Linked DNA regions of Homo sapiens: region 1 is linked to region 2. Evidence: read pairs that join two places in POLR2A ChIA-PET (ENCODE). Cell type or tissue: B cell. All regions are shown on one strand. Links, peaks and the distances in the headings refer to the core of each region. The heading gives the core; the rest is flanking DNA.

Region 1 (4,396 bases), core at 247-4,246, 89 kb after region 2:
GCACTTTGGGAGGCTGAGGCAAGTGGATCACCTGAGGTCAGGAGTTCGAGACCAGTCTAGGAAGAAGGTGAAACCTCATCTCTACTAAAATTACAAAATTTAGGTGGGCGTAGTGGCATGTGCGTGTAATCCCAGCTACTCAGGAGGCTGAGGTAGAAGAATCGCTTGAACCCAGGAGACTGGAGGTTGCAGTGAACTGAGATCACGCCATTGCACTCCAGCCTGGGCAACAGAGCGAGATTCCATCTTAAAAAAAAAAACAAAAAACCATCAAAAGTATAAAATTAGAGTCTCACTTGTGACTTTCAGTAAATTCTACCCTTGATCTTAGCCAAAAGGCGGAGAAGCAATGACTTTCAGTAAACTCTATAAAGGTGGTTAAGATGATGCATATAATAGTTGGTGCTGTTTGGAAAGAGTATATATTGTAATTTTTTTAGACTAATGAATTCTCACTTTTAGTAGGGTGTTTTTGTTATGGCTGTGAACAGATAAAGATGTGCTGGGAACAATGGTGTGAAAAAAACAAAAACAAGCCTGTCCTCCCAAACCTTATTCCAAATCCCCCAACACTAACTAGTTATAAATCTCCATCAGCATGGACTTTAGGGAGACTAGACTGGGTAAAATGCAAAAGGCTATGTCATCAATCAATTCTCTCCTAACTGCATGACAGAGCTCATCATAAAGCAAAAGTTATCTATGTAATGAAAGGAAGACGCACGTCCTTGAGTCAACCAGTGTGGTCACAGCATGATTGATGTCCAAGAGCTAGAGGAACATGGGCCAAAACTCATCCAAAATAGGCTGAAAGTCAGAGACTGAGGAGAGACAGGAAGCATTAAGAGACTGCTAAGTGATAAAGAGCTGCATAAATCAGCTTGCTGCATGTCAGAGAACAGCTTGACTTTGACCTGACATTTGTTTGTAGGTCAATTCCTTGCTCACATCTGTGTAGGCCTGGAGGGTCCCTTTCACTTGGCCAAGGGTTAATCCAAGGATCCTAGACAAAACTGAAAAATAAGCAATTCTGTTTCACTACTTTGTACCTTGGAAAACACTACTCCTTTAATCCTCAGGTACTTAGTGACCCCTGACTCCAACAAAATATGCTGTCAGCATCTTCATACAAATTGTCTAACACAAAATAGGTGCTCAGTATACATTTTCTTTTCCTCCTTCTTTCCCATAGTCAAATTGTTGATGACAATGTGCTCTTATTTTTGCCAGAGTATTTTGATTTTCACAGATACCAAATCCTTGAATCAAAAGAATAAGAGAAGATAGTATAATTTTGGGCATAAACTCTTGTTAGTGTCTACTTCATTGATGTATGTGCCCTTCAGATAGGCACTCTGTGAAGTGCTTTACGTGGAGTATCTCATTTATTCCAACAATTATATGAGGTAGATACTAGCATTATCTTTGTTTTACAGGCTGAGAACAGTGGGGCTTTTGCAGGTTGAGAACTTTCCCACAAGTGCACAGCTAGTAAGTAAGGGATCCAGGGTATCTGCTCCAGGGCCTGTGCTTTGACCCTGTGCCATGTCCTGGGATGGCGCTTGATGTGAGTGAAAGGACTTACACCAGTTGTCTGATCTCAATATGTTCATTCTTTCCAGGGAACTTGATGCTGGTTATGGGTCCCCCATGTAAGGCTAGTGTAGTAGGCAGAATAATGACTTCCATCTCCACCCAAAGATATCCATGCCCTAATATCCAAGCCTGTGAAGATGTTACTTTGCATGGCAAAAGGGACTTTACAGATGGGATTAAAGTTATGTAGACTAATCAGGGAGATTGACTGGGTGTGGTGGCTCACACCTGTAATCCCAGCACTTTGGGAGGCTGAGGTGGGTAGATCACGAAGTCAGGAGTTCGAGACCAGCCTGACCAACATGGTGAAACCCTGTTTCTACTAAAAATACAAAAAAAAAAAATACAGCCGGGCATGGTGGCGCACGCCTGTAATCCCAGCTACTCAGGAGGCTGAGGCAGGAGAATTGCTTGAACCCAGGAGGCAGAGGTTGCAGTGAGCTGAGATCGCGCCACTCCACTCCAGCCTGGGTGACAGAGTAAGATTTCGTCTCAAAAAAAAAAAAAAAAAAAAAGATCTGGGAGATTATCCTGGTACCTGGGTGGGCCCAATCTAATCATATGAGTTCTTAAAAGTAGAAGCAGAAGGCAGATGAGTGAGAGAGATGAGATGAAAGAAAAGGAACAGAGATTTGAAGTATGAGAGGGATTTGACTGCTGCTGGCAGTGGCTTTGAAGATGAGGAAGGAAATGGGGACTTGAGTCCTATAACCACAAGAAACTGAATTCTGCCACAACCCAATTAGCTAAAAAACATGAATCTTTCTTTAAGCCTCCAAAAAGGAACAAAGCCCTGCTGACAGCACCTTGATTTTAACCCAGTAAGATTGACACAGAGCACTGCAACATAAAAAATTTGTGTTGTTTTAAGCCATCAAGTTTGGGATAATTTGTTACAGTAGCAATATAAACTTAATACAACTGCTTAGTTTCTTTTTCTTTTCTTTTTTATTTTTATTTATTTTTTCTGAGACAGGGTCTCACTCTGGTGTGATCATAGCTCACTGCACTCTGGACCTCGCTGGCTCAAGCCATTTTCCTGCCTTAGTCTCCTCAGTAGCTGAAACTGCAGGAGCATGCCAACTTGCCTGGCTAATTCTAAAATTTTTCTTATAGAGAGGAGATCACAAACTCCTGGGCTTAAGAGATCCTCCTGCCTTGGCTTCCCAAAGTACTGGGATTACAGGCATGAGCCACAGCACCTGGCCTGGTCAGTTTCTTTATTTATGTTAACTATATTTACCTGATGTCTCATCACGAAAGGAAGTGGGCAAAATTGTCTGACTCCTTCTGGTCCTTCTCTCACATGAAAAGAAAAGCAAAACTTCTTGCCACCCTGTAGGCTAGGAGGCAAATGTGGATTGTTCTCTATAGTTGGACCCATACCCCAGGGTGAGTGAACGCCGTATTATCCTGGTATGGAATCCAAACCCCAGGCTTTATCTGGAACTGGACTAACTGGTCTTGAGCATAGAGAAACAACCTATTAGTGACTTGTTTTCTCCTATTAGTCCACTGTGCAGATACTATTAGAGAAACGTCAAGGAGAAATAAAGGACACTTTTTTTTTTTTTTTTTTTTTGGTAAGATGGAGTCTTGCTCTGTCGCCCAGGCTGGAGTGCAGTGGCGCAATCTCGGCTCACTGCAAGCTCCGCCTCCTGGGTTCACACCATTCTCCTGCCTCAGCCTCCCGAGTATCTGGTACTACAGGTGCCCGCCCCGAGGCCCAGATAATTTTTTGGTATTTTTAGTAGAGACGGGGTTTCTACATGTTAGCCAGGATGGTCTCCATCTCCTGACCTCGTGATCTGCTTGCCTCGGCCTCCTGAAGTGCTGGGATTACAGGCGTGAGCCACCGCACCTGGCATAAAGGACATTTTTAAACCTGGTGAGAAATCTCTAGATTTGTGTGCAATAGCAATGACATATTAGTAATTTCACATAAAAATACTTTTGCTAAACTAAAGGATATTTCCATGTTGGTTTATTCTCAACTGTGAGCACTAATTTTTAAAAATCAACTTCCTGTTTGATAAGGGGAGAAATACATTAAAATGCTTTGTCCATATTTTCAGTAGAAAATGTTTAAGAATAGGACAAATGAGGTAAAGAAAATGTAATTCAAATATATTCAATGAAACATGGTGATTTTCACATTTTATTTCCTTCAATGCTCTTTCTTAAATTACATTCAGACTCTACATTTTCCTCCCATCGTCTGGCAAGTCCGTGTCTCAGGTTTTGTTTACTCTGTCTTTTTCCCTTTTTATTCTGATGACATGTCATCATAAGCCTCCTGCAGCAGAGGGAGGGTGTATGTGCCAACAGGGCTGTGTCTGCAGGGGCTGAGGGTCTCCTGCCTGTCTCATTGGTGCCATACCAGGGTACCCTACAAATGCAGGGGTGGGGGAAAGGAAGGAAGAGATTACCTGACAAATTATGCTGTACCTCTTCTTCCTAACATGAGTAAGAACAAATGTGTTTGATGACTTCAACTTGTTTTCTTACCCTGAAGAAACAGTTTGTGTAGAACAAAAGTGACCTGATCTGAGTTCTCCAGCAGAATTTTCTTCTCTAGCTCACAGAGGGTATAATAATAGTATTTGCCTCATCCCAAGTCAGTTCAACTTCCTCCTTAGAAACTGCCAAAGTTGGCCAGGTGCAGTAGCTCATGCCTGTAATCCCAGCACTTTGGCAGGCTGAGGCGGGCGGATCACAAGGTTAGGAGATCGAGACCATCCCGTCTAACACGGCAAAACCCCATCTCTACTAAAAATACAAAAAAAAAAAAAATTAGCCG
Region 2 (4,396 bases), core at 230-4,229:
CAAAGAGCAACCACAATGAGCAACTCAGAACCTACGATGATAAATAACAGTAGCAGAAAACCAGGCTAAGGTGGTAACTAAAACCGCCCAAGCAGCCAATTTTATTGATAGTACATTACAAACAATCTAACACAATGATGTTTTTACAGAAAGCCAGTATCTGAACAACCTTCCATCGTTCAAATTGTATTTTGTAAGATTAAAAGGCTTTTAGTTTCTAACCTATTATTTACATCAAAAAGCTTTCAAAAAGTTAGAGCATAACTGTTAAGACATAGGATTTTGTTCATTTTCTCAGTGGAGAGTACAGAGTACAGCTGACATTCTAGTGGGTCTTTGGAAGTACAGTAATCCTGCAAACATTTAAACTCCAATTCACAAACATGAATCACCGGAAATCCTTTGATAGTCATACCCAACAATACAGGTAGTCTTTATCCTTTCGTTAACACTGAGGGAAAAAAACAGTTGCTGTTCAACTACAACAACATAAATCTAGAAACAGAATGAAACCTGTTCCAAATGTTTCTGTTCTTATAACAAGGTGAACACTACAGGTGTTTTGGGGTTCCTTTTCTGCTATCAGTAAATGTTTGACAATTTCCAAAAGAGCACCAAGAACTGTATACCACCATGAACAGAATCCCTTGAAGTAGATTCACTTATAGTCTTTCTCCAAGCATTAAAATGCCCTATAAGGTAAAACAAAACATTGCTATAATCTAGGCAAAAATTAAAGGTTGAATCATTTCACATAAGATAAAAATAATTACTAAAGAAATAAAGTTCACAAATCTACTTGGTTATCACATTTACTCTAAAGTCTGGTTTTTTCATTGACCATAATATATTTAGTGAAACATTTCCTCAGTTTTTGTCTACCAGCAAAAGGTCTCAAAATAATTTGCTTAACATAACTCAGCATAAATATCTTCACCTTTTTCCGACTAAAACTTACTCCCAAACAAATTGTTTTAAGACTATGTATCCTCCATTAACATCTTTAAAGCATAATGTAAAAAGCCACATCAAGTCTTCTTTTGGAAATAGGCACAGTATTAAAAAGTCAAGTCTTACCACTTTCCCATCCAAACTAATCTGTATGCCCTATTTCGGTTAGACAAAAGGCAATCTTATTAAGAGAACTTCACTTAAAAATGCTAATGCATGAACTGTAATTCCGTTTATTTTATTCTGAAATGAGATGGTTTTAAATTTTTATTAAAGCTAACAGATAAAAGTCTGAATTGTACATGGATCTAGGATAAGTCAATAATTACCAAGGATGATTTTTTAAAAGTACTATAAGGTATTAAGCTAATAAGCAAACTTCAAAACAATTATTTTTTAAAAACAGACATAAAGCAAAATAGTTCATGGTTTTATTGTCCTTCCCTGTTTTTGTTACTGAAGAAAAAGTTTCTAATATTTGTAAAATGGAAGTCAGGTTAGCTGTCTCCTGTCCTAACTCTAAAGTGAAATATGACCAAAGAACTTTAAGACTCATTTCTTTGGACACTTGCATTTAACATTAAATGATTACTTGTGCAACATCCTAACACAAACCTAAAAGGAACCAAAGAGACAGCAGTCCCCTAGAACAGTAGTGAAATGCACAAAGAAACTCTTAGCAGTATGTCTTCTGTGCTTTTCTGTCAGTGCGTATCATATGTATAGTGCATAAAGAATACAAGTCTACTGTTATATATTCCAAAAGCACTAACCCATCTAATCAACCAACTGCTGAAGAATTATCTTTCTAAATTTCATTCACAGTTGAGAACCTTTACTTTCATTTGCTGCCATCCATAGTCTTTTCCTAAGTATCACAAAAGGATATGCCTGCCAATCTCTTAAAAAATGACAATGCAGACTTGTGCTCAAAATGAAGCTACAGATTTAGAACCTCAGATTCAATGAACTAAAAGGAGAATATATTAAATGTTAAATTTGACCTCAGAAATTCCACTATACTAAGGATGTTGCCTAAGACCTCTCAAAGACTGAGGACCAGCAGAACACTGCCCATTTCACTCTAGAACCACACACAAGTCTGTTGTTCCCAAGCCAATGTGAAAGCTATAAGCCTTGAGACTCAAAAGAGCACAGGTGTCCACAGGTGACCCAAACATCAAAAGTGAGATCACCTTCTCAGGAAGGAAAGATAAAATCACTGCTTGCAAGTCTGTGGCAGGTTTGCTATAAAGATGTGAAACAAATTTTAAAATATGGATTATTCTACAGAAGGGGTAAGACACCAGGGAGAAAAAAAGGACTCAATGGACTTTTTCCTGGCCAGTCACACCAAGAAAAAGGATTAAGAAACAACAGGTCTTCAAATGGCACTGAACGAACAGTAGCCAATAACCCAAAAACCACCCAACCACCTGCAGGAAACCTTCCACCAAAAAGCAGAAAACACATATTCAGGGCCATTGTCTTCTACTGGACTAAAAGACTGAAGTCTACTAAAGGTTAGGGTCCATGTGGGACAAGATTACAAACACAGCCAACTGATTTCTGCATTCACTCTTCAGAGTACCTTTGACCAATACTACCCAGCTAACGTAAGCACCTTGTGAAAGCTCATTCCTTTTACGTTGTGCCTTCAAGCTGCTAACATAGCTAGACCATACTCCTCTGCTAACCACAGAAGATCCAAGATAAATGGAATGTTTTTATTGGTGATTTCATTACTCTGATAACCCAGATTAAAGATTTCATTATGAACAATTCTCAAGACCTCCATACTTTATCATAGTTTTTCTTTACACTTGTTTGTACTCAGCTGGTGGAAGTCAACCCTTTAAGCCCACTCCCATGCATAAGAGTAACTTTCACTCTTTTCCCTATTTTAAGACTATTTCAATAGTAAATGCTATTTGTCACAAGGAAGTTAGATGGAAAGGAATGAATCACCATTCAGGACAAATGTATAACCACTGTGATGTGACTGACACCAAAGCAGATTATGGCTGTGTGTTCTGAGTTGTCTTCCTGTAAGAAAGCAGTGCACTGAAGTTTGACTGGAGTTCTACAGTATCAGTACAGGAAGGACCAGACTCCTCATCACTGGTCTTTAAAGTGAGAAAAATTACTTTAGATTCACTGGATTGCTTGGCAATCAAACTTCAAAAAAATTAACTTTATCCAGGGCTAGAAAACACTCGATAATGGCGATACATATATATGTATAGATATAGATATAGATATTCATATATATATGAATGACTACACTTAGGCCATGCAATGATCACATTTCTAGCCTGGAACATAATAAAGCACTCAAGTATTGATAAATGCTCTAAAGTTTCTTTCTTACACTCTTTGCCCAGCAACTATAGCTATTCTTCTCCCTTCAGGACACTTTGATTCTATAACAATAATCTATCATATTTTTTTGAAACTGCAATCCAGAATCCTACTTTGAAAGCATGGGGCAAAGCCTGTACTGCCCATTTGCAGTCTGCCATCTTTCTGACACAGGAGTACAGACTTCAAGAGCAACTCAATTCTAGGAAGCAAAAAGATGCTGAGAAAGCCCACCATCTCATTTTTAGAACTTTTGGCAACTAGACAAATGCACTTTCAAGTCTTAGGACATAATACAAAATCAGAAACTCTACCTAGACTTTACCAAGCTGTCAGGAGTACTGTTTGACAAAATTGTTTTTACTAACACTTGCTTACCTACAGACAGGTATGTAAAGGATACCTTCAAACAAAAAAACAGTTTGTTTTGTTTAGTAATCTAAAGTTACAACAACACATATGAACCCCATCCCCCAGGCTAGAAAATAATCCAAGTCAAAATTACTAGGAAGAAAAGTTAATGAGTCTGACTTTACTATAACTATGATTAACATACAAAGAAAATACTGCCTCGGAAAATATAGAAACACAAAAGATGTCAATCAAAACAGTCTCAGGGAGCAGGAAGGTCCACTGGTACAAAAATAAAGATAAAAAGCCAAGAGAGACCACCCTGACCAACATGGAGAAACCCCGTCTCTACTAAAAAGACAGAATTAGCAGGGCGTGGTGGCGCATGCCTGTAATCCCAGCTACTTGGGAGGCTGAGGCAGGAGAATCACTTGAACCCGGGAGGCGTAGGTTGCGGTGAGCCGAAATTGCACCATTGCACTCCAGCCTGGGCAACAGGAGTGAAACTCCATCTCAAAAAAAAAAAAAAAAAAGCCAAGAGGGTATTGTGGTAAGAAAACTAACTTGGCAAAATGTCTAATTTTTATAATTAACTTTGCTCTCCTTACCATTTAACTGTTGGAGATGAAAAAAGAAAGGATGAGAAGTCCATGAGAGAATAGGTAGTGAAATGTTTTTAATGCACACATGCACTCAGACCTTAACTTTTCTATAGGATACAATATGGTGACTT

What was found. Peaks named below come from ENCODE experiments on the same cell type or tissue, not always from the same donor. Only the 100,000 strongest peaks of a DNase experiment are listed, where the experiment ranks them.
Region 1: POLR2A ChIA-PET joins it to region 2 with 8 read pairs; 6 of 35 experiments call an interaction of 5 or more read pairs at or near these places.

The regions. Positions count from the first base shown.
Region 1 is chr5:112,928,033-112,932,428 of GRCh38, reverse strand. The region is part of intron 1 of LOC105379123 (a long non-coding RNA gene); the gene reads right to left. Among named protein-coding and RNA genes, the nearest start is that of REEP5, 8.0 kb to the right of the region's middle. In B cell, for the core only: no CTCF peak of the experiment used is centred there; DNase peaks (open chromatin) are centred at 2,298, 2,968 and 4,069; H3K4me3 peaks cover 1,862 bases; H3K27ac peaks cover 2,317 bases.
Region 2 is chr5:113,016,641-113,021,036 of GRCh38, reverse strand. It overlaps DCP2 (decapping mRNA 2), which reads right to left. Exons shown (of 11, transcript NM_152624.6): 11 at 1-4,396. Among named protein-coding and RNA genes, the nearest start is that of DCP2, 42 kb to the right of the region's middle. In B cell, for the core only: no CTCF peak of the experiment used is centred there; no DNase peak of the experiment used is centred there.